2 separate regions of the Homo sapiens genome follow, and region 1 is linked to region 2. A link is a loop called in an ENCODE intact Hi-C map of the cell type or tissue named here. Cell type or tissue: B cell. All regions are shown on one strand. Each heading gives the region's core, and the rest is flanking DNA. Links, peaks and the distances in the headings are about the cores only. Region 1 overlaps MIR3681HG (MIR3681 host gene). Region 2 overlaps MIR3681HG (MIR3681 host gene).

The links. A loop is a pair of places that touch in the nucleus more often than their neighbours do. Peaks named below come from ENCODE experiments on the same cell type or tissue, not always from the same donor. Only the 100,000 strongest peaks of a DNase experiment are listed, where the experiment ranks them.
Region 1: a loop joins it to region 2, with 1.8 times the contacts of the local background. A loop is called at or near these places in 3 of 110 quality-filtered maps.

The regions. Positions count from the first base shown.
Region 1 is chr2:12,061,468-12,077,482 of GRCh38, forward strand. The region is part of intron 2 of MIR3681HG (MIR3681 host gene); the gene reads left to right. Among named protein-coding and RNA genes, the nearest start is that of MIR3681HG, 62 kb to the left of the region's middle. RefSeq lists an enhancer at 10,151-10,270. In B cell, for the core only: no CTCF peak of the experiment used is centred there; a DNase peak (open chromatin) is centred at 9,984.
Region 2 is chr2:12,118,866-12,134,880 of GRCh38, forward strand. The region is part of intron 2 of MIR3681HG (MIR3681 host gene); the gene reads left to right. Among named protein-coding and RNA genes, the nearest start is that of MIR3681, 72 kb to the right of the region's middle. RefSeq lists a silencer at 1,944-2,144. In B cell, for the core only: no CTCF peak of the experiment used is centred there; a DNase peak (open chromatin) is centred at 8,966; H3K4me3 peaks cover 1,591 bases; H3K27ac peaks cover 2,300 bases.

The DNA.
Region 1 (16,015 bases), core at 5,385-13,384, 56 kb before region 2:
TCTTAGGCTTTGTCTAAACATTTAGAGTCTGGAAACACAGTGCCATTCTTTTTCTCTGTAACTACCAAGTTACAAAGAATTTCTGTAACTACCAAGTTACAAGGAATTTATCCTTGAGATGTTTCCATTTGAACTGAAGTATTGATACAAGTTGCTTTTAAAAAAGGGATTTCATGAAATTGTGTTATTTGGAAAGCACTACATCTTTATTCCCCTTGACAGTCCTCTTGCAATACATTGACACAGCCTAACTTCTGAAGGTTTTCAAAGTTTTTAGAGCATGGAACAAGAAATGTTTATATAAATAGGAAATAATGGCTATTTGTTGAATGCATTTTCAGTTGTGGGATTTAGACATTTTGGCTAAGGCGAGCTTTCCTTTTAATAGATCAACTTTCAGGGCCAAGTTGTGTTTAAAAGAATAAAGTGAAAAGTATTGTATTTACATTTCAAGAACAAAATGTCTCTCCTTCTTAGAAGTTTTAGGAATACTGCCTGGGGCCACCGCCTGCCTTTGCTGCATTAATTCCAGGGAGAGCAGACCACAGTGACTCCTTCCCTCATTAGGGTTTAAGAGATTTGTTTCCTATAAAAGACTCAGCAAAATCCCTCCCTCCTCTCCTAAACAATGAAATACTACAACCAAACAGCTCCTGAGCTTTGTGTTATCCACTCCACATTCAATCCTCATGGCCAGTTTGATTTTGTTTTTAATATTCTGATTCACTGGGTATCTTTTACATCTTATGCACAGCACCTCCCAGCCCTTTCCAGAAGGAAAGGGTGAAAGAAGAGAGGGGTCAGGTTTCTAGAGGGAGGTGGTCATGGGGCCAATTTTTCACTGGCATCACTTCAAAACCACCCATGTTTTCCTGACATTGCCCTAGTCCCTTCAAAGAGATTTAACGCATCACTCGTCCCTGCTAATGAAGATGGAAAGTATTGTAAACAATAAATGCTAGTCACCAAGTGAGGTCTTGAGACAATAAGGACCCTCAGATGACTCTTAGGGATGGTACAGAACACACTCTAAATAAACCCATCCACGGCATATTAGGCCTTTGCCAGCATCATCCCACACACCTGCCTCTGCCAGGTTCCCCTGTTATAACCCACCCATTTATTCAGCAGTCTTTCCTGAGTACTTGCCATGTACCAAGCAGTGTTCTAGGCACTGGAGATATAGAAATGAATGAGACATTCAAGCAGTAGCCAAATATTTCTCACCCAGGGATCTACGGATACCCAGGGACCCCAAATTCTTAGCTATGAATTCTATGAGAATTTAAAAAATTCTTCTTTTCTTTTGACGGTGATCTAAAAAATTTACATAAAATATGGTCTGGATCGATTGGATGGTTATCGTTACACAGTCCTGCTGCAAGACCTTGATGTCTGGGTTGACCTCTGTGTTCTGGGTCCTATCAGAGCCAATGATTGATAACCTGACTGTTAATCTCCAGTGCACTGTCCATCAGGTTGGGGGTTAGTGGACATATTCTTGAGCTCTGCCGATGTTCCCTTTCTTTGAACAAGTTGCCTATGTCCTCAAATTTAAGAAGCCCTGGTATAGTATTGGCACAGAAGGATTTGTAGTCTCTTGTAGCCACCACATTGTTCCCAAACTGTGGTCATACTGGTCTTGAGGGAGTCAGAAAAATGGTCTCCCAAGGATGCCTGTAACCTAATACCTGGAATCTATGTCACATGACATATTTGCAGGTGGAAATAAGGAGATTAGCCTGGATTATCTGGATGGGCTCAACATAATTATATAAACCCTTAAGAATAGATGAGGGGTATATACCCCAAAGAGTTAGAAACAGATACTCCAATACACGTTCATACCTGCACTAATCACAATAGCCAAAAGGTGAGAACAACCCAAATGTCCATTGACAGATGATTTCATAAATGAAATGCAGTCTACACAAGCAATGGAAAATGATTCAGCCACAAAAAGGTCTGAAGTACTGATACGCACCATGGCCCGGATGAACCTCTCAAACAATACGCTAAGTGAAAGAAACCAGACATAGAAGACCACACATTGTGTAATCCCATTGATATGAAATCTGTAGAACAGGTAAATCCATAGAATCAGAAAGTAGATTGGTGGCTGCTACGGGCTTGGGAGAGGAGGGAATGGTGGTTTTATTGCTTAATGGGTCAGGGGTTTTACTTAGAAGTGATGAAAATGTGATTTGCACAACATCGTGGATGTAGTAAATGTCCCTGAATTGTTCACTTTACAGTGGTTAATTTTATGTTATGTGAATTTCACTTCAATAGAAAAAGAAAGAATGGAAGAGATACAAAGAGGTGTCGGTCAGGGAGATGCAGCAATAGAAGCAGCGGCAGGACACATCCCAAGTGTGAGAGGGACTCACCCCTTTGCTGCTGACTCTGAAGATAGACAAAGGGTCCAAGCCAAGGAATGCAGGTGGCCTCTAGAAACTGGGAAAGGGTCTCAGCTGACAACCGTTAATCAAATGAGGACCTTAGCCCAGAACCAGAGGGAACTGAATTTTACCAACAACCTGAATGAGAGAGAAAACACATTCAAACAGGATGGAATGCAGTCCTCAGACACCTTGCTGTTAGCCCAGTGAGACCTGTACCAGACCTCTGACAAAAGAGTAAGACGATCATACATTTGTGCTGTTGTAAGTCACTAAATCAGCTATCTTTTTTTACAGCAGTGATAGAAAATAAATAAGGACTCCTACCTAGAGTTTTCTTTTCTCTCCCGTTCATCAGGCAAGCCCATTCTCTGCATGCTCTGACCAGGCACCTGCGCTCTGAGGGCTTCAGTGGAGTGGCCAGGCTTGGCTGGGGACCCGCCCTCTGTGCTCCCGAAGCCCTGGTGTTTATTTCTGTAACTACACCTAACACATGGTATGCAGCCTGTTGACTTACTTGCTGTTCTCCCTACATTGCACTGGGAGTTCCTGAGGTTATCACCTCCTCGCTATTACTGTCAACACCCTGTCCACATCCTTTGGTCTTAGTCCAGATGACTTTCTGTCATTGGCAAGCTAGTTGAGGTATAGTTAACAACTCCCCATCTCCCCTCAGCAGTTCTTAGCTGAGGCATGATGGAAGTGGGTGTATAAATACCCCAGCTCTTCATTCCTCAAGTGGGATAGCTCAGAGGCCTGTGTTCTATATCACTTTTCCCAAGCTTCCCTGCTTTATTAAGCATCATTCACTCACCGTATTACCAGGCTTAGTAACACTTCCAGGGCTGGCTACATAATTTGTGAAAATGTAGGGCCACTTTTTAAAAAATCAAGGGAAAAGTGCTATTAAGAATATTAAAATAAAAATTTTTCCCTTTTTCCCATGGCCTCTCCCTCAATTTTTCATGGTATTTAAAAAAATTGTTGTTTAATGTTGTTCTAAGTGAGGAAAATGAAAACTTTAAATTATTAGCAATGTGTTTTATCTTCCATCTTTATAGTGTGCAATGCCAGTTTTAAGTGCAAATATGAGAGCATTTAACTAGCATGTGGAATTACCAAAATTATACAACTTTTATTCTACAGCCCATATACTAAAGTTCAAGGATGAAATCATTGAGAATTTCAAGCAGAGACCCCACAGCATTAAATCAAGCAGGAGGCCTTCTGCACACGGGCACTGTGGAATTGTGCAGGTTGCATGCCATGAAGCTAGGCCCGGACAGGCCCTTTGCTGACTGCCTTCCCACCCCCATATCATTTCTTCATCTCCTTGACAGTGTTCCTTTAAAATTAACTACCTGCATGTGACTCCTGCTCTCAGGGTCTGCTTTTTCCGGGGGAATCCACAGTATATCCCATCACTGTATTCACAGTATTGGCACAGGAAGATGGTAAGCAAAGGCTTCTAGATTTGAGCCTGGTGCTTTTGAAGAGACTATGGTAGCTACAGCTTGGGGTGATTGTCGAAGCCTCCCTGGAGAAGGCAGGGAGGAGATGTGTAGATAGGCGATTAGTTGGAGGAGAGTGGAGGGAAGTCTACGTATTGTGACTGAGTGCTATGAGCGAATCTGTAGGTAGGGACGTGGTAATGGCCCTCGAAGGTGCTCCAAGATAGCTTTCAAAGGCTGTCATGCACGTAATCACATGTGAAGCTCAGCAAACCAATGAGGTAGAAAGATAGATGGAATTATAGTCATTTTGCAGATGAAGGAACTCAACTTCAGATGTCTTAAATGCAAGGGAATACTGAAGCCTGCATGAGAAGCCAGTTCTTTTGATTCCAGAGCCGTTGACTTCTCACCACATCATATCCCTTCAGAACATCCAAAGATCAGAGAGCAGTGGGGCTTTAGGTCAGAAGAGCACGTTGGGGCCCCATGCTCATGCACATGCACAGCAAGAGTGGGTATTGCCTCCCTTGTTCTATATAAAAGATGACCCAAGGTCCTGGATTTAATATCCATTAAGACTCCTTTCTTCAAGAGAAGAAAAAACTGACTCTGGTCATTTTGGGTTAAAAGCATCTTTGCTGGTGCGGTGACTGGATGAATGTGGGAGGCCTCTGCCTTTATTTCTATCTCTGATTTTGCAAGGTGGGGGCCTGCTAGAAAATTATCTCAAGGTTGGAGGTAAGGAAGGTGAATTTAAGACACAGAAACAGGGTCGTAGGGTCATGGCTGTCAGCGATCCAGGGTATCCAAGTGTCTGGCCCATGGGCAGGGTCCCTGGAGGCATGGTGTTACATGGCCTGAAAATTTCATCTTGGAAACCTCTAAGCTTTCCTTACAACACCAATAAGAGAGGAATCAAATATGTTGTAAGCTACTTTGTTCTAAAACTTCTTCTCTTCATATTTTCTTAACTTCTGTAAAAATAAAATAACTGACATGACAGCCATTTGTGAAAATATAAGTCAACAAAATGGAATTTGTAAACTTGAAGTGGAGCAAATGTTTGGATTATCTTGTTTCAATTAAGAAGCTGTGCCTTTTGCCTTTCAAGAATAAGGGGACTCTGTTCTGTTCTGTATTTAGATGTATTATGCCCCAAGATTACCTTTAAAAGAGGCAGAAAATGGAAGGAAAGGGGATGGTAAGGAAGGAAAGGGCTGGGAGGAGAGGAGCAGTGCAGCTGAACAGCACACTTCCGAGTCATGGAGGCCTGAATTTGAATCCTGGTTCTGTATTCAGCAGCTGTGTGATAGTGGCTTTTACTTGACTTCCATGAGCTTCAGTTTCCTCCTCACTAGGATAAATATAATTATACCTACAAATTTGTTTTTGGGAATGATTAATGAATAATGTACATAATTTTTCCTGGTGCAGAAGGGACTGTTGGTAAAAAGTTATTAAATTAATGAATAAAAACTATTGAAATTATTATTTTTGATTTGCTGTGGACCACTCCTCAATTTTCAATGTACCTCTAAGAATCTATGGTTCCCTAAGATAGTTAGTGTCATTGTATGGTGGCCTCCAGGACCTAATTTTTCCAGCAGTTGACTTCATCTTCCTTGATTACGCTGGCCCTTATCACGGGAGTTGAGAGGGATCCCTCTTTCTTGCCTCCCTTTCTTCCCTCATTTATTCAAAAAAATGTACACTAGAATTTGACCATATTCCAGGCACTGAGTTAGGAGTAAAGGTAATGAGATAAGGAAGACTGAGTCTTGGCCATCTGAGAAGGTCACAGTCTTGTGGGACAGATGCAAAGGTGGGAGCCACAAATTCTGTTTGGGGGTGGGGAAGTGAGAGAGGAAGTGTGAGATGAAAGGTTTCCAGAAGAGAGGGTGCTTTCCTTGAAGACTTGAAGGACTTATATAGAGAGTCATGGTAGCACTCCAGGAAGAGGGAGCATGGCCCCAAATGTGACCGGGGACCTGCCTGATTTCACCACTGTGTATTCCAGGCCCTCTATCAATGACTTGCTGGATAAATGGATGCTGGGAATAACATTCCTGCAGGACGCCAAAACAGCACCGACAGACAGGCTGTTTTGAGCCTGTCTTATTGCTCATCACTCCCCAGTTGCATAGACAGAGGGTCTCCATCAGTGTCTCCTCCTGGGGCCTCTTGTCCTGGCCGTGAGCTGAGTGGTGGTGTTTGGGACAAGGCAGCTCTCTGTTCACCTCCTGCCAGCAGGTCTCGTCTGCAGCAGACTTTGGTTTACGTCCTTGTTATTTCAGTATGGAATCTTGGCTGCCCATCAACTCAGCAGACTGGCTGGGCCCCCCAGGCCTGTTTGGATAGAAAACTGGAAGTTGTCTTCCTTGAATGGTAGGATGTGAAGGATCTGAAGCTTCTTTCATAGCCAGATTCAGGGCCAGTTCATAGGCCTGTGGCCCACTGATCTCTGAGCAGAGGGAAGGGGCCCATAGTAGGATTCCAAGTCCAAGTTGGGTTCTTCGGAACTAAATGCACACACCATTACCAGCTCAACGTTACTCTGTGAATTCACAATTTAAAATTTCTGCACTCCAGTCCCTCACCGGCAGCACCTTAGTGCCATGGTGTAAAAAACGCACTATTTCTCAGCCCGGAGAAATCTGGGTTTGAGTTCCAGTTTTGTTGCTTAGTATTAGTGCCGAGGACTTGTATAGATCTCTTAAAATCTCTGTGCTTCAGTGACCATATTGCCAACACAAGGTAGGTGGGTATATTACATGGACAGTGGGACAGTGTGTTACATGCCTTTTTCTGTGTGACATATTGTCCATACTTCATGAGCAAAGGGAGTGTGTATAACAGTCGTCTAACGTCTTTCTGAACCTCAGCTTAATAACAGCAGAAAGTTTAATGATCCACTTTTTAATTTAAAGTTAGCTTCCTTTTTTTTTTTTTTTTTTTTTTTTTGAGACAGAGTCTCGCTCAGTCGCCCAGGCTGGAGTGCAGTGGCGCGATCTCGGCTCACTGCAAGCCCCGCCTCCCGGGTTCACACCATTCTCCTGCCTCAGCCTCCCGAATAGCTGGGACTACAGGCGCCCGCCACCACGCCCGGCTAATTTTTTTGTATTTTTCGTAGAGACGGGGTTTCACCGTGTTAGCCAGGATGATCTCGATCTCCTGACCTCGTGATCCGCCCGCCTCGGCCTCCCAAAGTGCTGGGATTACAGGCGTGAGCCACTGAGCCTGGTCTAAAGTTAGCTTTCTTGAAGCATAATTTATATACAGTAAATTTCTGCCTTTTTAGGCTTAGAGTTATGTGAGTTTTGAAAAAAACTGCATAGAACTTGTAACTACCATCGTAGTCAAGATACAGAACATTGCCATCAGCTAATGCATGCAGGGCTTGATACCTAGGTGATGGATTGATAGGTGCAGCACACCACCATGGCACAGGTTTCCCTGTGGAATAAAACTGTACATCCTGCACATATATCCCCGAACTTAAAAAAAAAAGAAATAAAGGCTGAAGGGAAGGGGGAAAAAAAATAACATCTCCATCATCCCTAACGTTTTCTGCTGCGTTGTGGTTCATACCTTTCCCCCACCCACAGCCCCTGGCAACCAGCAATCTGTTTTTGCCTTTTCTGGAATGTCATTCACATGAAATTACACAATGAGTAGTGGCTTGAGTCTGGCTTCTTTCACATAGTGTAATGCACTTGAGATTCACCCATGTCATTATATTTAGCAGAAGTTTCTTTTTATTATTCCATCGTGGTGGATGCATACTAGTTTGTTTCTCCATTCACCAGCTGATGGGCAGTTGAGTTGTTCCAAGTTCTGGGGACCATGAATAAAGTTGCTATAAATATTTGCAAACAGGTTTTTGTGTGGATATATGTTTTTTTTCTCTTCAACAAATACCTACTCGTGTGATTGCTGGGTCTTACAGTAAGTCTATGCCAAAGTTTATAAGAAACAGATTAACTATTTTGCAAAATGGCTATACCATTTTGCTGACTTGCCTTTTTAAAAAAGTAAACTTTATTTTGAGAAACTTGTAGAGCAACTTGCAGTGCAGTTGCAAAGCATACTACAGAGAAGTACTGTGATCCGATGTACCCTTTACTCAGTTTCCCTCTATGATAACATCCCACAAAACTATAGAGCAATATCACAATCAGGATTGACATTGCTACAGTCAAGATACAAATATTTCCACCACCAAAGAATCTTTTATCTGGCCCTTTACATCCTTCCCACCCCAGCCTCTCTGACAATCAGTAATCAGTTACTCATTTCTATCATTTTCTATAACTTCTATTGTATCTATCGAGATTGTGATATAAATAGAATCATACAGCATGTAACCTTTTGGGGCTGGCTTTTTTCACTCAGCAGAATTCCCTGGAGATCCATTCAAGGTGTTGCACATATCAACAGTTGGTTCCTTTGTGTTGCTAAGTGGTATTCCATGGTGCGTGTGTGCCACAGTGTGTTTAGCCCATTCACCAGGTGAAGGAGACCTGGGTTGTTTCCAGGTTTGGATTATTACAAAGAGAGTTGTTATAAACATTTGTGCACAGGCTTTTATGCAAACATGTTTTCATTTTCTGGGATAAATATTTGAGACGCAGTTGATAGGTTGCACGGTAGATGCACATTTGTTTTTGTAAGAAATAGCAAACTGTTTTCCAGCCTGGTTGCAATATTTTACATTCCCACCAGCAATGCATGAATAATCCAGTTTCTCCACATCCACACCAGCTTTCTATTTCTTCAGTTTTTCATGGGTATTTACTTGCCCCAAAGGGATCAGAAACATGCCCTTGAATTTTGTCATTTCTACAATTTAAAACTATTATTTCTGTTATGTTCTTCATTGTGTAACTCAGTGTCTCTTAGGTAAAGTATTGTCAAAAGCAGGACCAGACAAGGATAAACGTTTGTATTCCCTGTAAACTGGTGTGTTTGATTTGACACTCAGAGCTCTACAAGGCACTCTGTTTCCGTTTTCTCCTGGGGGCTGTATTAACCAAGTATTGTATTAACTGTCAGTGCTTCCTGTTAGCCTCCTTTCATGGCTTGCTCATGTCCTTTTTATTATTATGCTTGCTATAAAGAATTCATTTGCCCAAGTCTTTTGAGCACTTCTCCATGCTCCTACAGTTACTGAGTCTATCATGATGTTTGTAAATCTGAACTATAATCATGCTCCTGTATCTGTCTCACCCACTATATGAGGAACTCCTTCAGAGAGAAGTCCCTCTCTCACTGCCCTATTCCCACCCCCAAGATGTCTTCTAAATACTTTTTATTCATTTCCTGGATATTTAAGAATCACTTGTACAGATTTTATATGGGTTTTGCCTCAAGAAAGTCATGGTTTAGATTAGAGGGACCGCACAACTATGAATCTGAATAACTATGAAACCATGCAAGATGTGATGAGTAATTTAAAAGAATTAAGATGCTTGAGGAGCCCAGAGATGGGAGAGATTGTATCTATAGTGGAGATACGAAAGGCTTATTTTAATGTTTTATGACTTTTTAAAAAGCAGTGTCTTCAGCCGCAACTGTTTAAATCCTTTCAGGGATTAGAAAGAGTTATATATAAACTGCAGTTACCCACAGGGAAGGTGCCACGGGAAAAAAGTCTGTGGGTTATGGGGAAGGCTGGTGATGGGGCTGTGCCTGTTGGTAATGGTGGAGCTTGGGAGAGACCCAGGAGTGAAGACAGCTGTAGAAAGGAGAAGTTTTGCCTCTCTCAAGAAAAACCAACTAGAGTTGAATACTAAGAGAATTATGATTTTGAGATAAATGAAGGTGCATCTTATCCATCTGAAGCCACTCTAATGAGCCCAGTATTTTTAGAGATTCTGAAAGTTGGAATATAAAGAGGATTAATGGCCCTGAGACATCACAATGCGACTGTGGAGAACCGAGTGTTCCTCTGGGGTCCTGAGACACGTGGGGAACTGGACTGATGGGGTCTGCCTGATTGCAAAGTCTCTTCTCTTTCTTATGTTCCATGGATCTCTCAAGATCAATGAAGACAATACACTGATGACCTCTAAGAAGCCCTGGGGACCTCAAACCATACTCAACTAGTGTCCAATACCTTATCCAGTTATTGGCATCATCATTATTATTATTTACAGCCCAACCTCTAAACCAAAAAAAAAAAAAAAAAAAAAGCAGAAGTGAAAGAAAGGGCTTCTTGAGGGCTAGGGAGGCCCAGAACTCTGGTGGAAAAAAACAAAAAAGAGCATCACCACAATGCTGATGATCCACCATGGCTGCTTTCTTGTGGAATCTTTTGGGCCAGTGACTTCTAAAAAGATTGCCACTTGTTGACCAGGCTGGGTTTGACAATGGGGGCATTTGTGAACATATTGTTCATTGTTCATTGAATTATGAACAATGAGAGAAGTTCCTCTCCAAACTCATCTTAAAGACTAGTTGAGCCTCAACTGAATATTTCTTTTATCTTTTGTATTCTGTAATCATATTTTCTTCTTTGCATTGACTGATAGAAATTCTAAGGTGAATTTGTGGCCCTAATATTATAAAGGAAAATAATTACTAAGCTTGGTTTATTGCTGACTGATGTCCAAAGTTTGATCTCCACTTTTGGAGAAAATGGGTTCTATGGTAATCATAATTATAGCCATGGCAATACCTAATATTAACCAAGAGCCTACAGACTTTTGAGGTCTTTGCTAAGCTTTTTACAAATTTTAATTAATTTTCATTATAAGGCATTGTGTCATATGCCATTATTATCACAATTTATAAGTATGGAAGTAGAGACACAGTTAAATAACTTGCCCAAAGCTCCACAGCTATTAAGAGACAGAGCCGGGATTTGAACCCATGAAGACTGGTCTGTCTTGAAGAAACTTGTATTATCATCTAAACATTATTATAATAAAATCCAAAAAAAGTACAAAAATATAACACGGATTTAGATTCAGTTATCCCAAATTTGTCAAATGCCCATGTGATCTTATACAAATTCCTCTACATCATTTGAAAACAGAGCTGATGGCATCTGTCTCCTTGGTTGATTGGAGGATTAAATAACGTAATGTGGGTTAAGTAGGTAACAGTTCCTACCAGTTGGTGCTAATCAAGTGATAGCAAAGAGTGTTCTGGACAAAGAGAAGACATGGGTCTAGTCCCAACTCCAGTTTCCTATAAATAAAATAGGGATGGTAATCTTTTCACAAGCTCAAATAGGATCAGAGACATGAAAACACTTTGTAAAGGACAAATGGCTGAACATTGTCAAGGGCTGTTGATCTTAGGAGACGCTGGACCTGCAGACCTCCAAAAGGCCTCACAGGCAGGTGGCAGGGGACAAGTACATCTATTGATTGTCTTTAGTGTTTTTGAATACTGAGTATGAGTTGTTGTGGACAAAGCAAAACGGTTCACATGGTTGTCGGACAGCACCTTGGCCAGGATTCTGTGCAGGTCTTGCTTGGATAAGAGGGTTTCTTTTGCCTTGAAGTGTCTTGTAGGAACCGCAAACTCAACATATCCAAACATGAACCCATTTTCTTTCATCTCAAATCTGATGCTTCCTGGAGTTTCCATTCAAATAAAGCTACCACCATCTACAGTGCTGCCCAGACAGAAGTCTAGAGTCCTCTTCTGTGTCTGCCTTCTGCTTACCTCCATCCCCAAGCAGAAGCATTCTCAGTGACTGGGTCTGCTGAAATGACCTTGGTGCTTTTTCTCTGACAGGTTCCTATTTCCCCATCTCCACTGCCAACACATGCCAGACACAGGAACTGGCTTCTAAAGCTTCATCTCTAGTCCTAAAAAAGGGATTTTTGTGGCGATGATCATCATGTCCAACATTTATTGAACCTGTGTTGCGCCAGCACTTTCATATGTATATATATGTACACACAAATATATGTGTATTTCACTTATTTTATTTCACTTATGAAACACTTACATAGTATTTACTCTATGCCGAATACCACTTTAAGGACATGATACATATTCATCCATTTAATTCACACAACCACCCAATGAGGTAAATGATATTATTATCCCCATTTTACAGATAACGAAACTGAGGCAGAGAAGTTAAGCAATTTATTCAAGGTTACACAAATAGAAACTGGCAGAGCTTGAATTTGAACCTAAGAAGTCTGGCTCCAGAGTCAGTGCCCAAGTACACAGGAGCTTGAGGAATAGTCATAATAATAGCTAATGTTCTAAGTCAGCCATCTTAGCTGGCTTTATAGAAAACGCAACAACTCTGAGATGTAAGCGTTATTACCCACATTTTACAGAGAAGGAAGCAGGTTTAAGCGTCTTACAGAGAGAGCCCAAGGTCACACATCCAGTAAGTGAAAGCAGAGGTGAGCTTCAGCTGGCAGTGTGAGGTTGAAAATGCTGGCATCTGCCATGCCTGCAAAGTGCTGCTCTGTTTCAAGTTTACGAGATTTGATCTTGGTATATTTTAATCTGGAAATAAAAAAGCAAAACCTTATAGAATTCTAGAATGTCAAAGATGAGAGGGACCTATGGGAGCCTCTTGTTGAGAACCTTCTTATACAGATGAAATATTCTAGATCCATGGAATTTAAGAGACTGCCCTGAAGTTTCATATTCAGGAAATATTAGAGTCAGTTCTTACCCCTGTGTCTTCCAAAGTCAAACTCAGGAGATATGATGGGGTTTTCTCGCTTTTCCTGGCAAAATCCAAAAACATAAAAGCATAAAAAGATACATACAATAGCAGCAATCAGCAATCATTCTCTTCTCTCTCTCTCTCTCTCTCTCCATTTGTAGGTCAAAAATTCCTATAATCAGCTACAAATTATCACATCACCTCTGCATTCTTATCAGCTTTTGCAGCTGGGAGATAAAGACACACAGTATCTTTGACTCAAGCAGGCAGTTGCAGTGATGAATCTGTCCTTTCTAAATAGGCTGAAACCACAAGGTGGGCCCTCATGTTATAGCCAGTGATGGGAAGGCACCAGACCAGCGGGGAAAATGTCCGTGTCATGGAGATGACGTGATGGTGCATGCGAGGCACGGCCCCACTTCTGCCTCTGTGGCTTACCCAGGCCTCCCCCTCTGACCTACTTCTCTGGCCACCAAAAGGTGAGAGATGTTACACAGAGATGTTATAAAGCCAGACCTGATAGCATCAAGTCTGTTCCCATGAGATAAGTATTCCTAAGCCTGCCCCAGTCAGTCACTGCTTAGGAGGCCAAGGTGCTGCTTTAGTTAATTGAAACAACAGCCTACTATTAGCTGAGGAATGCCTGTCCCCTGCACATTTCAGGGCTTCTTGGTCTGGGTTGAAAGGCTGACATTCATGGTAATGAATAGGACACTTTTAGTCACTAGTCTATATCCCACAGGCATTCTGCCCAGGCATAATTGAGGAGGACAAGAAGAATGATAATAAGGGGACCCAAGACTTTATTCTTACAAACGAAGAATGCGGCTGATGGTTATAGAGAAAACAATTTGACTTGTGTTTTTATTAATCCTCTGCCCGTGCATCTGGGATGAGGATGTAGATGCTAAAATTCAAGCCAGACTGGCATCCTTTGGTAACTGCTGGATTCCATCTTCAGGAAGAACAGAGCACCCGTTTCTTTGTTTATTTTCCAGAGTGAAAAACTAATTCATGTAAATGAATCATTGAAGTAGGCCTTTTAGATGACTTTGCATTTTCATGATTCCTATTTTTCTGGAAATCCAAGAGCAAGTTTCTCAAGTTGTTAATAATCTAGAATATTTCACATGTATTTCCTGTTGGTTCCATACTGATTATAATACTCAATGGTTCTTATTTTGTCTTGCTTCCCAGTCTTTGAAACTTGATTTTCTTTCTTACCTGATCAATTTTTACCAGTCTTTCAAGATGCACCCTGAATTGTTTTTTAAACCTCCCAGTTTCAAGATTATTTTTGAAATGGGAAAATTAGTTTTCTCATGGGAGTGGGCAAAGTTTCCATTTTTTTGGTGAAATAAGAAGCATAAATGTGTTTCACACAGACTAAGCACATGAAGAACGATCACCTTATGTAGAGCTTGATAAAATTTTATATACATCTGTGTAATCACCATACAGATTAAGACAGAGAATATTTTCAGGACCCATGAAGGTTCTTTTCTGCGCCTTCGTCATCAATACTCCACCTCAGAATAATCACATTTTGACTTCAATCACTGTCAATTAGATTTTCTTACTCTTGAACTGCATATAGATGTGGTATGCACTTTTTATTTTGGTTTATTTTGCACATACTATGTTTTAAAGATTCATCCAAATTATGTGTGTATCAATGTTTTTTTTTTTTAATTTGTATATAAGTAGTCCATTATTTGACTATACCACAATTTATGTATTCATTCTTCTGTTGATGGTCAGTGGGGTTGTTTTCAGCTTTTGGCAATTATGAATAAGCCTGCTGTAAATAATCTTGTTTATTTCTTTTTGTGGGAAAACGTACTCATTTCTCTTGGGTATGAAACTATGATTGGGCAGGGTGGTTCGTACAGTAGGTCTATATTTAGGTTTAGTAGATACAACCAACTAGTTCCTTTAACTGTGTTTGTAATAATTTATATTCTCAATATTTAAGATTTTCAGTTGCAGTACATCCTCACGAAAACTTTATATTATAGTAATTTTGTTGTTTATTTTAGTTAATTTTTTAAAGATAAGTGTTGGTATCTTTTCATTTGTCCATTAGACACTTGGGCATGCACTTTTGCAAAGTCCCTGATCAAATCACTTGCCCCTTTTAAAAATTAGAGTTATTTGACTTTTTTCTTATTGGACAAATTGCTTGAACATGCACTTTAGAAGAAAGTTATGCAAAGAGCCAATAAACCCACTAAAAGATGCTTTCTTCTTTTACCAACCTCACAAACAAAACAAAGATGAGATACATCTTGAATAGGTCTTTGCCAACAGAGTGCCCTGGGCCCTGCTCTCTATTCATGGGTTTTATTGGAATCCTTTTTGAGCTAGAGCTAGAGCTGAAGGTAGATGGGCATGAGTGGGTCTAAACCCAATGCCCAGCTTCTAGAAAGCTTTCTCTTGGCACTCCTCTGCCCTTCCAAAATGGCAACTTCTCCCTAAGCCTACTGTGGCTTTTCTGGTATTTGGAATTGGCACAAATTATGATGCAAAATTGCCATTTTCAGCATTCAGGGTTCTTTTTTTTACCACTCCTACTTAGAATTTTCTCATGTAATCAGACAGAGGGAACATTATTATAATTTTCTCATGTAATCAGACAGAGGAAACATTATTTTAGCAATTGACACCAACATTCCTTGCTTGAACAAAATTCTGAGATAAGGGGTTGGGGTAGAGGGTTTGTGTATTGACAACAGATAAAATTTAAGGAGTTTTGCATGAGACAAGGGGAAGAATTGTATTGCTCTGGAGGGTGGGAAAGAGGCAGTAGAGAGGTGAGGACTACTGAGCCTCCTAGGGTCTTGCCAAAGTATTTTAAGATGATGATATCTACTCCTGCATTTTAAAATGCTAATGTGGTAGATTGTATTACTGTTCATCTATATTTGGTGCCACCGTCTGTGGGAGGATTATACATCTCCACACTCTTAGTACTCAGTTTCAGCCATGTGACTTGCTTTGGTCAATCAGTCATGAGTGAAATTGATGTGCGTGGTTTTCCAAGCAAAAGCTTTAAGCGTTTGTGAGTGAGTGATTCCCTCTTCTGTGATGACTGGCCCTCTTCCAGGTAACAAATGCTCTGCTGGCTTTGGTCCATGAAGAAGAAAATGGGAACAGAGCCAGGGCCGACTGTGATGTGCATGTAGGGTGAATGAACGTACAACTTTATTATTGGAAATCAGTAAGATTTGGGGGTCATTTGTTAGCTTAGTGTTACCTGGTTGATTCAGTATAGTTCTGCTATGCAAACCCTCCTTTGTTCTCTGTGCCTCCAACCAGGTCATCTCGAGCAAATTCTGCTGTATTCACTGGTCCTTTGAAAGAATAATTTTTGTTGGTGAATCAAGGAAGATGAGGCATTTTGGATCTGAGTTGAAGCACTGCTAAGATATCACCTGCTGAGCCAGGAGAAAAAGGATGCTCTTGAGAATATGAGTACCCTTACGATGCACTGAAATAGAATGGGAGGTTGA
Region 2 (16,015 bases), core at 4,423-12,422:
TATTCAATGCACTCCAAACATGATCCACATTTGTGTCATATCAACTCTATGCTCCCAACCTAAGACCTCTGGCTACACAGCTTTGCACAGTGAGCACTTATTCACTTTATGAAGCAGATGTCAACAATCCTAGAAGCCCAAATTGCTAAGAGAGTAAATTTCAAATGTTTTCACCACAAAAAATGTGAAGTATTTGGGGTAATGGGTATGTTAACTAGCTTGATTTAATGATTCCACATTTATTTCATGAATCCTGACAGTGCTGTGTACCCTAGAAATTGATAAAATTATAAACTGCCAATCTGTGATTTTTTTTAAAAAAGAAAAACGAAATCTCAGGCCAGCGTCAACCTCTCTCTGAGACACTCTCCTGGTAACTGGCTTACACTTCAGAGAATGTGGTTGATGTTGAGTTGGTACCCTGGTCTCTTGTCCCTTGATTCAGTATTCCAAGTCTCATCTGCCCTGTGGCCTATTCCACAGTAGGCGCTTAATAAATGCACATTAAAGGAATGAATGCAAACAACATAGCTGTCATCTCTGAGGATGAACTATTTTTTTTCCTAATATGTTTTCCCATACTCCAATTACACACGCTATGAGCCTTTCAGTCCTTGAATGTTCTGGCTCGGAGGGCTCTTTGTCTCCTCTCACAGATGGGAAACTGAGCTTCTGAGAGGAGATATGCTTCTTCAACAACATCTCGATGGAATTGGAAAGAGGAATGTTAGACGTTTTCCTAGTTTTCATCGTTTTTCTTCCATTCCATGAAGTGTCCTCCTCCAGTGGAGCTCCTGACCATCACCTGTCCACAGGAGCGTGGTGCGCAATGTGCTCTTGCAGTGTGGATGCTGCAAGTGATCTAGGATGTTAATGAGCCCAGCTCACTTCTGTCCACCCCCAGGGCTTCAACTTCTACCCCACACCCAGACCTGCTGCATTCAGAGGTCTAGCATTGTCTTTGTTCACATAGCCAACTGCCTACAGGGCACCTTCCCTGCCATTTTCCATAGAGCCCTTAAATGCCAGAAAGGGACTCATCATCTTCTTTTTAAATTCTTTCTCCTCATTCCCTATCTCAGGAAATGAGACAGAAACATAGGAGTCATTCTAAGGCCTTCCATTTCCCTCACTGCCAACATCTAATTACTCACCAGGTCTTGCTGCTGCCACTTCAGAACCACTTTTTTTTTTTTTTTTTTTTCCCCAATTAGGGACCTGGTGCCATCATCTGGCTTCTTACAGCCTGGATCAATCTTTCTATTTGGGGATGCTTGTTATTTTTCCAATAAAGAGACTTTCAAAAAGTCAAAAAAGTGTGCCTCTTGCCTGGATTCACAGATGATTTTGAAAAGGATAATTACCTCTTCCATCTTCAGCTATGATTCTATTTTGGAATCCTCTTCCTCTAATTAAAAAAAACAACAACAACTCCTAATGCTATTTGAGTCTGAGTCATTTGTGCAGTGAAATCACCAAAGCTGCACAAATAAACGTGAAATGCAGGACTCAGGCTCCCCTGGCCTCCCCCTGGGATTGGACATCCCCACAAGATGCAGATAGTAGTTCTTGTGGCACACTTTCCAGATCCAGACCCAAGGCAAACAAAGTATGCTGCATTTTGGGGCAATTTTTCCCCCAAGCTTCTCTTTCAAATGCTTAGAATAGCTTCTGGCATTCAATAAATGTATATTTTTCCTCCCTGCATGTATTCTCCAGGGATTTAAAAATATGCATAAATACTGCTTACGATATGACTAATGCCCTAAGGCCATGAGCAGTGCCCAACTTTCACTCTAGTGAGCATGCAGAGATGTCACCTCATCTTCTTCAATTTCATTAGTCATCAAGGCGTCATAAAAGCTAGAGTTGGGAAGCCCGTAGGGACCACCAAGCATGACCCCTATTTATGCATGGGGAAATGGAGGTCACACACCTCATCAACATCAGTTATAAAGGGCACTGACTTTCAGAAACACACAACACATTAAATCTAGACCTTCCCCCTGGAAGAGCTAACCACAGACTGTTACATGTGGCATCAGTGAAGTCGCAGTTACTTTGGAAGCACCTAAATGCGTTCTGAATTGCCAGTCATGCTGCATATATGAGAGAGAGAAAGAACTGGTCTTGTTAGTTCAAAAGGAGGGGTCGGATCTCCATCAGATCCACATGAAGGGCAGAGAAGAATGAGTCAGAGGCAGGCCCAGGTTCAGCAAAGGCCCAGAGTTTAGGAAGAAAAAAATTGTTGGGAGGAGACTGCATTGTAATGCTTCTATGCTCTTTTCGTATTCAGTTGACTTCAACAACATATTTTTTGATACCCAAAACCATCAGGTGCTGTGCAGGGCATGAAATGGATCATATGTAATCACAAACGGTTGCAGCTTTGAGGGGCTCATAGATGATCAAGTAATCCTAGCACAAAATGGCCATCTTATAATGGAACTCACTGTGCGGTGCTGTAGAGGCAGAGGAGGGGCACTACTCCAGTCGGGGATATTCTGGAAGACGTCACAGTGGGTGACACTTGACTTGGGCACTGAAGGATGAGTAGAGTTTACCAGATGCCCAAGAAGGGAGAGGGTAGTTCAGGAAAAGGAAAGGTTTGTCCAAGGGCACAGGAGGGCAATGTGGTCCAGCATATCCCTGGAGTGTAAACAGTAGGTTTGAGGCAGGAGTGGGCGGTGCTAAGAGGTGAGACTGGGATGAGATGGTGCAGGAACTTAGACACTGGACATTGTCATGAACTAATTAAGAGGCAACACCAACACTGCCTCAGCAGAGGATGCTCCCCCTGTGTCTTATTGGAGTCGCCATGTTTGCTTGTCTCTTCTGCCCACAGCCTTCCTCCATGGGCATTATCATTCAGTTGCTTCCCAGAAAGCTGGGGATCATTTGGATTCATGTTTTCTCATCTTCTTTCATCCAACTCATCCCTAGGTCCTGTCCATCTCCCTCCCAAGTCTACCCCTATTTATCCACCTCTCTCAGGCACTGCTACCCCTTCATAGTCAGAACCACTACCACCTCTTGCTTAGCTGCAATCATCCCCCAGTGAATTTTCTTGCTTCCATTTATAGCTCTCCTGGTTTTGTCTGCTTGCACAGCAGACAGTGGTATCTTCAAAAATGCACTTCTGATCAGGTCACCATGCCACTTTTATTAAGGTAACTTAGTGGCTTCTGGGTAAATAACTTTCAAACCCCTTCCTGTAGTCTGCAAGGTCTTGCCTTACTGACTGCTTTGGGTCATTCCACCACCCCAGCCTCCTCCCACCACTGAATGCCCCTCATCCTCGCTCATTCTTCACTCTGACAGTCCTTCCCCACCTTAGGATAGTCACACATGTTATTTTCTCTGCCATGCATGGTCTTCTCATGCTCTCATGTGGATCTCAGACCTCAGAACATGTTACCACTCAGAAAGTCCTGCCTGACACCACCCTTCTGTCCTACCAGTCTATTTTGCAGTGTCCATTTCTTGACAGCACTTATCACATTGTACACTAGTGTTTTTTAAACAATTTATTCTCAATTCCTAGTACAATGCTTGATGCCCAATAGTTGCTCAATAAGTATTTCTGGAATGTGTGAATTGATCATATACCTTGCTGTGTCAGGCAGGGTTCTTTAGAGAGACAGAGCTAATAGGATATATATATATACCCATATATATATATACCCATATATATACACCCATATATATATACACCCATATATATATACACCCATATATATACACCCATATATACACCCATATATATATGCCCATATATATATACCCATATATATATTCCCATATATATATACCCATATATATATTCCCATATATATACCCATATATATATTCCCATATATATACCCATATGTATATTCCCATATATATATACCCATATGTATATTCCCATATATATACCCATACGTATATTCCCATATATATACCCATACGTATATTCCCATATATATATACCCATACGTATATTCCCATATATATATACCCATACGTATATTCCCATATATATATACCCATATGTATATTCCCATATATATATACCCATATGTATATTCCCATATATATACCCATATGTATATTCCCATATATATACCCATATGTATATTCCCATATATATATATACCCATATGTATATTCCCATATATATATACCCATATATATATTCCCATATATATATACCCATATATATATTCCCATATATATATACCCATATATATATTCCCATATATATATTCCCATATATATATTCCCATATATATATATTCCCATATATATATTCCCATATATATATATTCCCATATATATATTCCCATATATATATATTCCCATATATATATTCCCATATATATATATTCCCATATATATATATTCCCATATATATATTCCATATATATATTCCTATATATATATATTCCCATATATATCTATATATATTCCCATATATATCTATATATATATATTCCCATATATATCTATATATTCCCATATATATCTATATATATATTCCCATATATATCTATATATATATATTCCCATATATATACACGGGAGTTAATTATTAACTTACATGATCACAAGGTCCTGCAATAGGCTGTTTGCAAGCTGAGGAGCAAGGAAAGCCAGGCCGAGTCCCAAAATTGAAGAACTTGAGGGCAGGAAGCATCCAGAATGGGGGAGAAAGACGTAGGCTGGGAGGCTAGTCCAGTCTCTCGTTTTCACGTTTTTCTGCCTGTCTTATATTCGATGGCAGCTGATTAGATTGAGCCCACCAGATTAAGGGTGGATCTGCCTTCCCAAGCACACTGACTCACATGTTAATCTCTTTTGGCAACACCCTCACAGACACACCCAGGATCAATATTTTGTATCTGTCAATCCAGTCAAGTTGACACTCGGTATTAACCATCACACTTTCTAAAGGCAGATTTTGGTGGTCATGATTTATGGCATGCAACCTACGTGACAAGGTCTGAGCTAAGAGAAGTAGAGGTAGCTGGAAGGAATAGATTTGAAAGATATTCCATTGGCAGAATTGACATGGTGCCAATAGATGTGAATGATGAAGAGAAGGGAGTTGAAGATGGTGCTGTTTTCTGCTTGAACCACCAAATGATGGGCCTTTCTATAAGTTGAGCTCTTGAATGAGGGATGAGTGTTATTGGAGTGGAGAGAATTGACCTGCATGTTCCACAACTCCCCCATACACGCCATTCCCCTCACCCAGGCAGGCTGCCCGTCCAGCTCTCACTCTCCCTCCAACAATTCAGCAATGCCCACCTCTAAAGCTCAGGCTATTCTCCAATTCAGATCGTCCCTGCACATTTTGACTGATTGACAGCTGCTTCATCTCTCAAGATTTATTTGATGTTCTCTTTTCTGCAGGAATTTCCCTTAAGCCCAGCCCTCTGACCAAGTGTTGCCCCAGGACTCTCATGTCATTTAGAAACAGGGACCATGGAGACATGTAGGTACATTCTATATACCATGCATGGTGTATAGAATTTCAAGACTTGGCCAGGTGTGGTGGTGCATGCCTGTAATCCCAGCTACTTGGAAGGCTGAGGTGGGAGAATTGCTCAAACCTGGGAGCGGAGGTTGCAGTGAACCAAGATGTCACCACTGCACGCCAGTCTGGGTGACTGAGTGAGAATGTCTTAAAAAAAAAAAAAAGAATTTCAAGACTTGATCAATCATTTGTATATTTGTGTGTTGTAATAGAGACAAACTGTTTTGAGAAAACTCTTGGATTTTCCTTTTGGATAGACATTTGACCCCATTTTGCACAAAACACATGATCCTCTATTCTCCTAAATGTCTTGGATAGAGTTATGAGTTTTCACAAATGAATGGAAACCCTACTATTTGCTTGTTTGGGCTTCTCCTTCAATCCATGACATAAAGCAATGGCATTTGAGGCAGTGAATTGAACCTTAATCCTTGACTGCTTTATCAAAAGCCTGGATAATGGAAGTGATATTTATGAGGACTTGTTTGAAGGGCATGCTGTTTATCCCTTCCTCTAGTTGTGCTAATTTTTATTCCTGCATCAAGCTGTGCACTTGGACCATATGTTCTTAGTCCCCAGCAGAATTTTCATGCATTTTAATGTTATTTCCTTGGCTTACATCCAGAGATATTATACATAATGGCTTTATGAAAACTATTACTGTGTGGGATGTCTTTGAGGTAGTGTGCGTTAGGTCCTTGCTCCAGCTTCCTTCTAGATGAAGCCTAGAGCAAGGGCCAGGAAAGACTTTGCTTCCTCTGAGGAGCTGGGACACTTTTTACTTTGTGGTAACAAGACTGACTGTATCTTGGTTTTTGGATTGATCATAGGAAGCGCAGAGCCAAATGTACAGGTGAGTTGTAGCAACCATGAAAGCCTCTATGGTTTGCACAAAGGGAATGAGTAGAGTTAACAGAGTGGAAGCACCTGTGGACATTGCTAGCCCCACAGAAAGGGAGTGGGGAGAATAGCAGAGACATCAATCATTTAATAGGCTGAGAGTTCTTGCTGCTGGCATTCTCCAATCCCCCAACCTGGACAGCTTTCTATTTTGATTCTCACCTGCTTTATGACTGTGGCAAGTAATCAACCTTTTCCTGACTTTGGCTTCTTGTAAAGTGAGGGCTTACATGAGAGGCTGTCCAATTGGAGGTTAATTAGAGGCCATCTCAGAGCGTGTCTTGATGATGCCTTCCTTCCCAGGTCCTTGGCCCCTACCCTTCCTTATTCTCACTCCCACCTCTGCCTATTCTGAGATAACACCAGGTGCTTCTCCACACAGGTGAGTCCTGTCTACTGCAGGCGTTCTGAAACTTAGCTACACAGTAGAATGATCTGGGGAGATTTAAAACAGTCCAATGTCCCAGCTGGCATCCTTTACAGAATAAATTAGTCTCTGAAGTGGGACCCTGGCACCTTTATTTTTTACGGTTCCCCGGATGAGGCCATTGTGAAGCTGCATTGGAGAACCTGTACTTTTGCAACTTTACTGTCCCTTTGAATTGCCTGGGGATCTTTTAAGTGCAGATTCTGACTCAGTGGGTTTGAAGAGAGGCCTGAGAGTTTACATTTTTAAAAAACTTTTAGATGATGTGATGTTGTTGGTTCCTGTGTCACACTCTGAGTGGCAAGGTGAAGACACATATTTGGTGGATAATGCAAAAAAGGAAGGACACCTGACTCAGTCCCGCTGGAGCCCAGGGGAGGGGGAACCAGCATGCTGAAATGAGCACAGCCATGATCTGCATTCTGCTTCACTGAGCTATTGACAAAGTTAAGTTCAGTGTGAGGCCCGGAGTTTTGGGGGAACCATGAAGCCAAGCATATTCTGTAACCAATGAGGCTGAGAGCACCTTAGAAACACATTCACTTTTCCAACTTCAGAATCTAAATCATCATAGGTGTTTGCTAAATGAGTAAAGAGATGCGGAACAGGCACTCTCTTCTTTGAGGGCAGAAAAGGACCCACTTTATTGCTATAGTGTGACTTGAGACAAGGATTCTGTCTCAGGGTGTTTCATGAAGAAAAGATAAGGCGTGGTATTAGATTCAGGGTCAGGCTCCAGCCCAAGCTGAGGTCCAAAGGGAGTGGGTGACTGAATGGCAGATAGCTGAAAGAACACTTGGGGGTGCCGTAGGTAGGTGAAATACAGCTTTATTCAGCAGCTCTCTCATCAGCAGTTCTCTTACCCTGTCTGCTCTGTCTCGGCTACTTGCTCTGGTCACTCCCATGCACAGTTGTGCAGCTGGCTCTCCCTTTAGGGTCAGCAGCTTAACTCTCTCTCTGGACATTAGTGCTCATGACTGATACTCTATCTTACAGGAAAATGACATTTGCTATTATGTGATTCAAAGCATACTTGTTAATTATCATATTTTTAGCAGATACATAACATCCATTTTTAGAACATTCAGGAAAAAAAGTCATGTCTTTGAAGACATGTCTAGGTTACAAAACTCTGGGTAGTCATATAAGAGCTTTCTTTTCTCTTTCTTCTCCCCCTTTACTTTTGGTCAATTATAAGCCAGAATGAAAAGACGTAGTTGACTTCAGAATGGTGACTTACTCCAACCAAGAGAGAGTGTTGCTGTATAACACTGCATTTTCAGTGTGTGCAGGAAGTATGATGGTTGGGGGACTCTTTGCCATGGTTATGTGATCTCATGTCAAGGACAGGCTGTTATGAACTGTTACCCCCTAAAATTCATATTTTGAAATTGATTCCCCAATGTGATAGTATTTGGAGGTGGAGCCTTTGGGAAGTGATTAGGTCATGAGGGTGGAGCCCTCATGAATGGGATTAGTGCCCTTATAGGAAAAGGCCAGAGAGCTAGTACCTCTCTTTTCATCATGTGGGGACACAGCAAGAAGTCAGAAGCCTACAATCCGGAAAAGGACCCTTGCCTGAACCTGACCATGCTGGCACCTGATCTGGGGCTTCCAGCCTTGGAACTGTAAGAAATGAATTTTAGTGGTTCATAAGCCACTCAGTTCACAGTACTTAGTTATAGCAGTATAACTTAATAGTAGCCCGAATGAAGATGGAGATTGTGTTTGAAAGCAGGTGGATGTAGCCAACTGTATAGTTCCAATAAAAGGAGTGGTAGTTTGATAATAGAGGGGGGAAAATGAAGACTGATTTCATGCATTGAGGTTTGATTTACATTTTTGCTATCAGAGTTTATTTCCTGCTTTAAATGGAATCATTCATGGTGAAGAATAAATCAAATTCTGCTTGAATTTTCACAGTCAGGATTGGGTGTTTTCTCTTTTTAAGACTTAAAAAGGAGCCAGGCTCACTGTTACTTCCTGTGCTGTCACCTGAAGCAAAGCAGAGTCTGAAATTCACCCTTAAAGAGACAGAGCAGGGGAACAGAAGATCTTGCTTGCAATCATAGACTCACTTTTTCCCTTTTCTCTTTCTTAAAAAAAAACCCCGCATTTCTCATTTTCCTTCTTTCTAATTTCCCCCTTTCTCTTAGGTGGAGTAAAACATGAGCTTCCAGAACTAGGTAGTGCAGTGAGCAAAGTGGCTGTATTTCTTTCTACAAATGTGCACTTCCTGTTCATGTTTTGCAGGTCACAGGAACGCCTGTGTGGCTTCAATCTGCCTATGTCCCTTCACTGTGGGGTAAACTCACATCAGGCTTGGAGGTTGGCTGATGGCATGCTGCTGACCTTTATTAAAACTTTTGTGTGTCATATTTTTTGGACCTCTTTCCCTCCAAGAGCTTCTACTGCAATCCAGAATGGAACCCTTGAGGATGAACGCTGGTGTCTTGGCACTTGTGCGACTATGTTCTACTCCCATCAGGGGTCCTGTCCCTCGGGACTTTGATACAATTTCTTACTCACTTCAAAGGAGGGTATTCTGGATAGTGCCTTATAAAGCATGTAATACGTGAATAAATTCTCGTTGGGAAGGGAGCCCTGTTTAGGGACTTCATCTGGAATGTGCTAAAAAGCAAAACAAAGTAATTTAAAAAAAGTCAGTCAAGCCTTCCTATTTAGAAGAGTAGACCACAAAGTTAGGGCTAGAATCTGGAATAGGGTTGGAGTTGAGAGTGGAAACTGATCTGCGTAATTAAGTAACAGGAATTTGTAGGGATTTGGAGTCTTCCTGATGCATTGCATAGGGAAGGTGGAAATTACGTGTGTGTGTGTGTGTGTGTGTGTGTGTACACGTATAGATAATGAAGAGGAGTGCAAAGGAAATAGTTAAAGAAGAGAAAAAAAGTCTTGGTAATGAAAGGAAGTCCATCAATTTAAAACTAGAAACTGTGCAATTCTTGGCAAGGATGGCGGAAGAAAGGGTTAATGAAGAAAATAGGTGAATGAATTGTGTGTGTACCATGCACATGGTGCCATGGTTCACTATCAATATTCAGTAAGTGTCTGGTTTCCAGGAAAGCCTGGTATCAGGGTTGCTCTGAGGAATAAAAGAGAGAGTTTGAGTTGCACACCAAAGGGGTTGAGGTGATGGAAGAAAGCCAGCAGCCTTAGGAAGTGAGAAAACTAGCAACTCCTGGGAGTCATAGGAAGCAGGAATGTGGAGCCAGGGTGGGGAGGAGAAAGTAAGCCCTTGGAAATCTGGAAGAGACTGGGTTTTCCAGTATATGTGGAATGGGGACTTAGGTCATTTAAAGTGGATTTACTAGGAAAGGTTGAGCTCAGAATGCTGGAAGACTTGGGGACATGTGGGTTAAAAGCTTTAGATATGAAGACATTGAGCAGGACTCATAGTTAATAATCATAGCTAACACATGAAGAGTGTTTACTAAATGCTAGGCACAGTTTTAAGACTTCATTAACCCAGTTTCTTCAATAACTGATGAAGCAGATGCTTTTAATATCTACTTGTTAAAATTTTTTAAAATTACAAATTAGAAAACCGAGGTTCCTGGGTGAGGAAATTGCTTAAGGTGACAGGGCTGGTTAGTTTGAGTGTTACCATTCAACCCAAATTCAACCCAAATTCAACCCAAGGGATGTGTCTTCTCCTACCTTGTGTCCTGGAACAAGGGACTCCACCCCTTCAGAGTCGAGGTTGTTCTCTTCATTAGAATGAAAGTGTTGGGCTCATTGATTGATTGATTCATTCATTCACTCATTCATTTAAAGCATTAAATGAGAGTTTAGCATGCCTCAATAAGAGGATTTTCTGCCTGCTTTGGGGTTTCTGGCAGAATGCTGGTGGGAGCCTGGAACTCTGAGAGCTCCTGACAAACCTTCAACCCTTTATTTCCACAGCATCTGCTACCCCTCACCACTTCCAACACTCCTTTTGCCCTGCTTGGATCAGTCACCCCAACTGCCTCAGGTCAGCTCTCAGCCCCAGACTCTGACCCCCACAAATATCTGTAATACAACTTTCTGTTTTTCATCAAATCTTTTCCAATTCCTGTAACTCTTTCCCTGTGATCTCTTCATATGGTTGGACATCAATACAAAACACCTCTAGCATCATTCTTTCCTGATGGTTCCCTTTACCTTTGATTCCCTGAAACTTAGCCCTCCCAGAAGGACACTGCCTCTCTCCCAAAATGGGCTTACATGTGGTGAGGGGGGTGTCCCTGCCTCTTCTGGGAGACTCCCGACCATTTTTTCTTTCCTTCCAATATTCTAACTGTCCCCCCAGTTCTGTATCCATGGTCCCAGTTTGTACCACCCACCACTACTTCTTGAAGTCATGTGCCAACTCCTAGGTCACTCCCCGCACTGTTTGAAGTTTTTAGTTCCAGACTCACTATTAATAGGTGACACATTACCAGGGTGAGTGGTCTCAGCATCCATTTAGGAGACCCTTTTATCCCTGGGGCCTCCAAATCCCTTGGCCTCCTCTTCTTTTTCTCATCCACCTAAGTACTCATTCCCACAATCATATGTATGATTTCATTACTATCAGTGATAACAGCAACTTCTCCATGGTCTCCCATTTTAAGCATCCTTCTCTCTGTCCTTTGCCATCTTTTTGGCTTCTTTCTCTTAGTACCCTTGACTCCAACAATCGTTTAACCTCACAGCATCCTGCAATCTATTAATTCTATTATTTTTTTCCCACTATCTGTCTTTCATATGTCATCACTGCTCTATTTACCCAACTGAAATTCCATAGCCTTTCATTTCAACCAGCTAGAATCTGGACTCTGCTGGACAAAAACATTCTGGTCTTGCTGTAAATTCATGATCATTAATTTCAAGTGGACCCTTACAGCAATGCAGCAAACATTTGATAATCTCCTAGTGCATTCTTGGTCCCATGCTCCTATGCAACAGTTTTATTATTCACCTTCATCTCTTTCCTCAAATCTCTGACACCTTCTCCCCCATGTGCAATCTCCACTGGTGATCTTGCTGAGAAAATTGAAGTTTTCAGAGGGAAACCTCTGTAAATTAACACCAACCCATCTACTCACCAGCCTGAACCTGTGTCCTTATGCATTGCTTCCTCTCCTGCCGTGTAGATGAATTGTCTGTGCTCCCAGCAAGTGCTGTTCCTGAGCGGCATGTATTACATTCCATGTCCTCTTCCTACCAACGGATGTTGCTCCTGCCATTGGTTGATTGGTTGCTCTCTGACCTCACCATCACTTTTCCTTCTGTACCTGCTCTTTCCCATGAGGATGCAAACATACATCTTTTCAACACACACACACACACATACACACACACACACTCTTTTCTTCTCCCTTTATTGTTCCATTTGTCTCCCTCATTTATACCAAATATCCTCACAAAATCAATTGTCCTCACTCACTGCCTCCATTTCCCCCAGTATATATATATTTTGAATACACATGTACTTGCAGGATAGTTTCTGCAACAATTGTTTGAGTGGTATAAACAAGAGTCATTTATTTTTCTTTCCACCTGCATCTGCTGTGAGCTGACTGGCTCTTCTTCTTGTTTCTCCTCCAGGGGACGACCCAGACCATCATTCTTCTCTGGTCTGCCACCTTCATCCTCCACTTGCAGCCTCCTTTGCAGTGACCATACAGGTGCAGAGCATGAGCAGGATGCACAGGGGTTTATGTGGTCAGGCCTGCCTGGAGTTGGCACATAGCATTTCTGCTTCCATTCTTAGGTCTGAAATCCAGGTCACAGAGCCCTAACATAACTACAAAGGATCCTGAAAAGTGTTGTATTCCAGTGTGCCTCGGAAAAGAAAATAGGATTAATAAACTTTGATTAGACTAAATCATTGAGATTTAAAAGTTTTTTGTTGTAGCTGCTAGCATTATTTATCTTGACTAATACAGAAATTGCTATTAGTTTTTGCTGTAAAAAAACTAAAATACATGACATTGGGGAGTTTGAGAGGTGAGAAAAAAAATAGATACCACACTCTGGAGAGCTAGAGATCCATGTTATGTAGCAGCAATATATTTGGTAAATGTCCCTGTTTACTCAGATCGTAGCTCAAAGGTAAAGTGGAAAACAGAATATGTGGACTGTGGTGTGTGGAGGCCCTTATTGTCTGCATGTGCAAGACATTAGATATAAAAGATGTGCTCAATATTAACTGGACAATTTGTCAACAAATATAAAAGCAAATAGAGTCTAGAGATGTGTGATAGGCTTGGCAAAGCCTGCTTCAGTCTTTAAATAAGATAGAAAATTTAATAAGGCTTTGGGTGAAAACTTCACAGAGCACTTCTCAGTTGAATAGAGTGACTCAGAGCAAAGATCAGATGAAGAATGTAGCTTTCCCATTCAAGCCTGATAACCTGACTGTATCTGTCATAAAGGGGAGAGGAAGACGGAACGAGGGAGAAATGGAAGGAGGGAGGGAAGGAGTGGGAGGAGAGAGAGAGTTGAGGATTGTGCAAAGAGGTCACATAAGAACTATGTGTCCAGGAATAAACTCTGGGTGTGTTCCTGACTTATGAAACTGACTGGGTGAAGTAAATATGGGCCTCCTTTGTGCTCAGGAAGAAGACATAAGACAAACATCTCTTCCCTGGCACGTTGCTTGAATCAGGCTTTCCTCCACCCCTACTCCCCTGAAGCTACTCTTGTCCAGGCACCTGACATGGATATGCTGCTACATCAGAAGGTCCGCTCTCAGCCTTCATCCCACTTGGCCTCCCAGCAGCTTTGAGCAATTGATCACTTTCCTGTTCTTTGAAATAATTTCTGCACTTGGGTTTGTTCTCTGCTCACTTCCTGCTGTAAGACTCCCCTGGCTTTCTTAGTCTTCCTTACTGGTTTCCCGCCATCTCCCTGATCTTTTCATGTTGGGATCCCAGGGCCCAATCCTTGGACCTCTTCTCTTGCTCTCTACACTCAGTCCCAAGATGTTCTCATTAAGTCTCATGGAATTAGATACCATGTAGGCACTGGTACTTCCCAAATTCATGTGTCTAGTGTAGATCTCTCTCCTGGCCTTTGGATTCAGATTCATCTATCCATTGCCTTGTTATTTCACTTGTGTTGGCCATCTCAAGCCTAATGTGCATGCAACAGAATGCCTGATTGTCTCCCCTAATCTTTCATGATTTTCCCCACCCTAGGAAATGGCCATTCCCTCCTTTGGGATACTTAGGTTAATACACTTGTAGTCAACTTTACGTCCAGTTCATAACTCATATTCTTCATGCAACCTACTGGCTAATCTTGCTGTCTCTACCTTTAAGATACTCCCAGTACCTGAGCAGTTCTCTATACCATCGTGGCTACAGCCAGGCCAAGTTGTCCTCATCTCTTACTTGATCACTGCAGGAAACTGATGGCCCTGCTTCTGCGGTGCTGCCTTTTCATCCACTCTCCACGCGGTTGCCATAGTGATAAAAAATAAGTCAGATTATGTCTCTTCCCCGCTCAGACTTTGTGATGACCCCCTTGCCAAGGCCACACCCAGAGCCCTTTCAATGCTCCATGGCCCTGAGGGCCCTGACTGTCTCCTACCTCTCTGGCCTCTTCTGTTTCCCCCTTTCACTGATTCCTGTTTGGCTACTCCGGCCCTCTTGCCAGGCCTTGACTGTCCTACACATGCTCCCACTGCAAGACCTGACCTGCTGTCACCCTTCCAGATCTTTGCTCCCACGCCCATTTCACAGGGAGGCCTTTCCTCGGACTCTTGGGTAAGCTGCTTCCCCAGGTCCCCGCACTCCCTATGTGCCTTCCTGTGTTACTTTCCTCCAGAACGCTTCCCAGTTTCTACCTTAGCAATAGCTTGCCCACTTACTGTACTTGTTGCCTGTCTCTCTCCAGGAAAATAGAGGCTTAAAGAGTTAGAGATGTTTGCTTGGTTTATTTCATGCCCTGCCCAAGTGCCCAGAAGAATGCCTGGCACAGGCTAGATATTCAACACATATGTGTAGAATATTGAATGAAGGAATAAATTCACGCATTTATGTAAACAGTGAAATACGTTGAAGGGACAGGTGATCCAGGCTGGCAGGAGAAAGAACGCCAAGCTGCCGGGGCAGGCCTGGGCTCTGGGAAGTCAGAGGGGCTCAGGCTGCCAGGCTGCCCCCATGTGCCTTGTCCTGTTTTGAAATTCTCTTCCACGACTGGACGGCCTCGACCCTGATGCTGAGGCTTCCTGCTCTCTGCAGACCCCACAGCACGGCGTCCTCTGGCTGCTTGGCCTGGGGGAAATGAGGAAATACATTGGTTCCCTTGGGGACATGGGCTCATGGTGGAGGGAGGCCATCCTCCTTCCCTCTCTCCATCTTCCCTTATCACTGTCCATCATTGTCCCCTCTTTTTTTTTTTTTTTTTTTCATACTTTAAGTTCTGAGTTACATGTGCAGGATGTGCAGTTTTGTTACATACGTATACACATGCCATGGTGGTTTGCTGCACCCATCAACCCATCACCTACATTAGGCATTTCTCCTAATGTTATCCCTCCCCTAGCCCCCCCACCCCCCATAGGCCCTGGTGTGTGATGTTCCCCTCCCCATGTCCATGTGTTCTCATTGATCAACTCCCACTTATGAGTGATAACATGCAGTGTTTGGTTTTCTGATCTTATAATAGTTTGCTGAAAATGATGGTTTCCAGCTACATCCATGTCCCTGTAAAGGACATGAACTCATCCTTTTTTATGGCTACATAGTATTCCATGGTGTACATGTGCCACATTTTCTTAATCCAGTCTACCATTGATGGACATTTGGGTTGGTTCCAAGTCTTTGCTATTGTGGATAGTGCTGCAATAAACATACTTCTGCATGTGTATTGTAGAATGATTTATAATCCTTTGGGTATATACCCAGTAATGGGATTGCTGGGTCAAATGGTATTTTTGTTCTAGATCCTTGAGAAATTGCCACACTGTCTTCCACAATGGTTAAACTAATTTACATTCCCACCAACAGTGTAAAAGCATTCCTATTTTTCCGCAACCTCTCCAGCATCTGTTGTTTCCTGACTTTTTAATGATCACCATTCTAACTGGCAAGAGATGGTATCTCATTGTGGTTTTGATTTGCATTTCTCTAATGACCAGTGATGATGAGCATTTTTTATATGTCTGTTGGCTG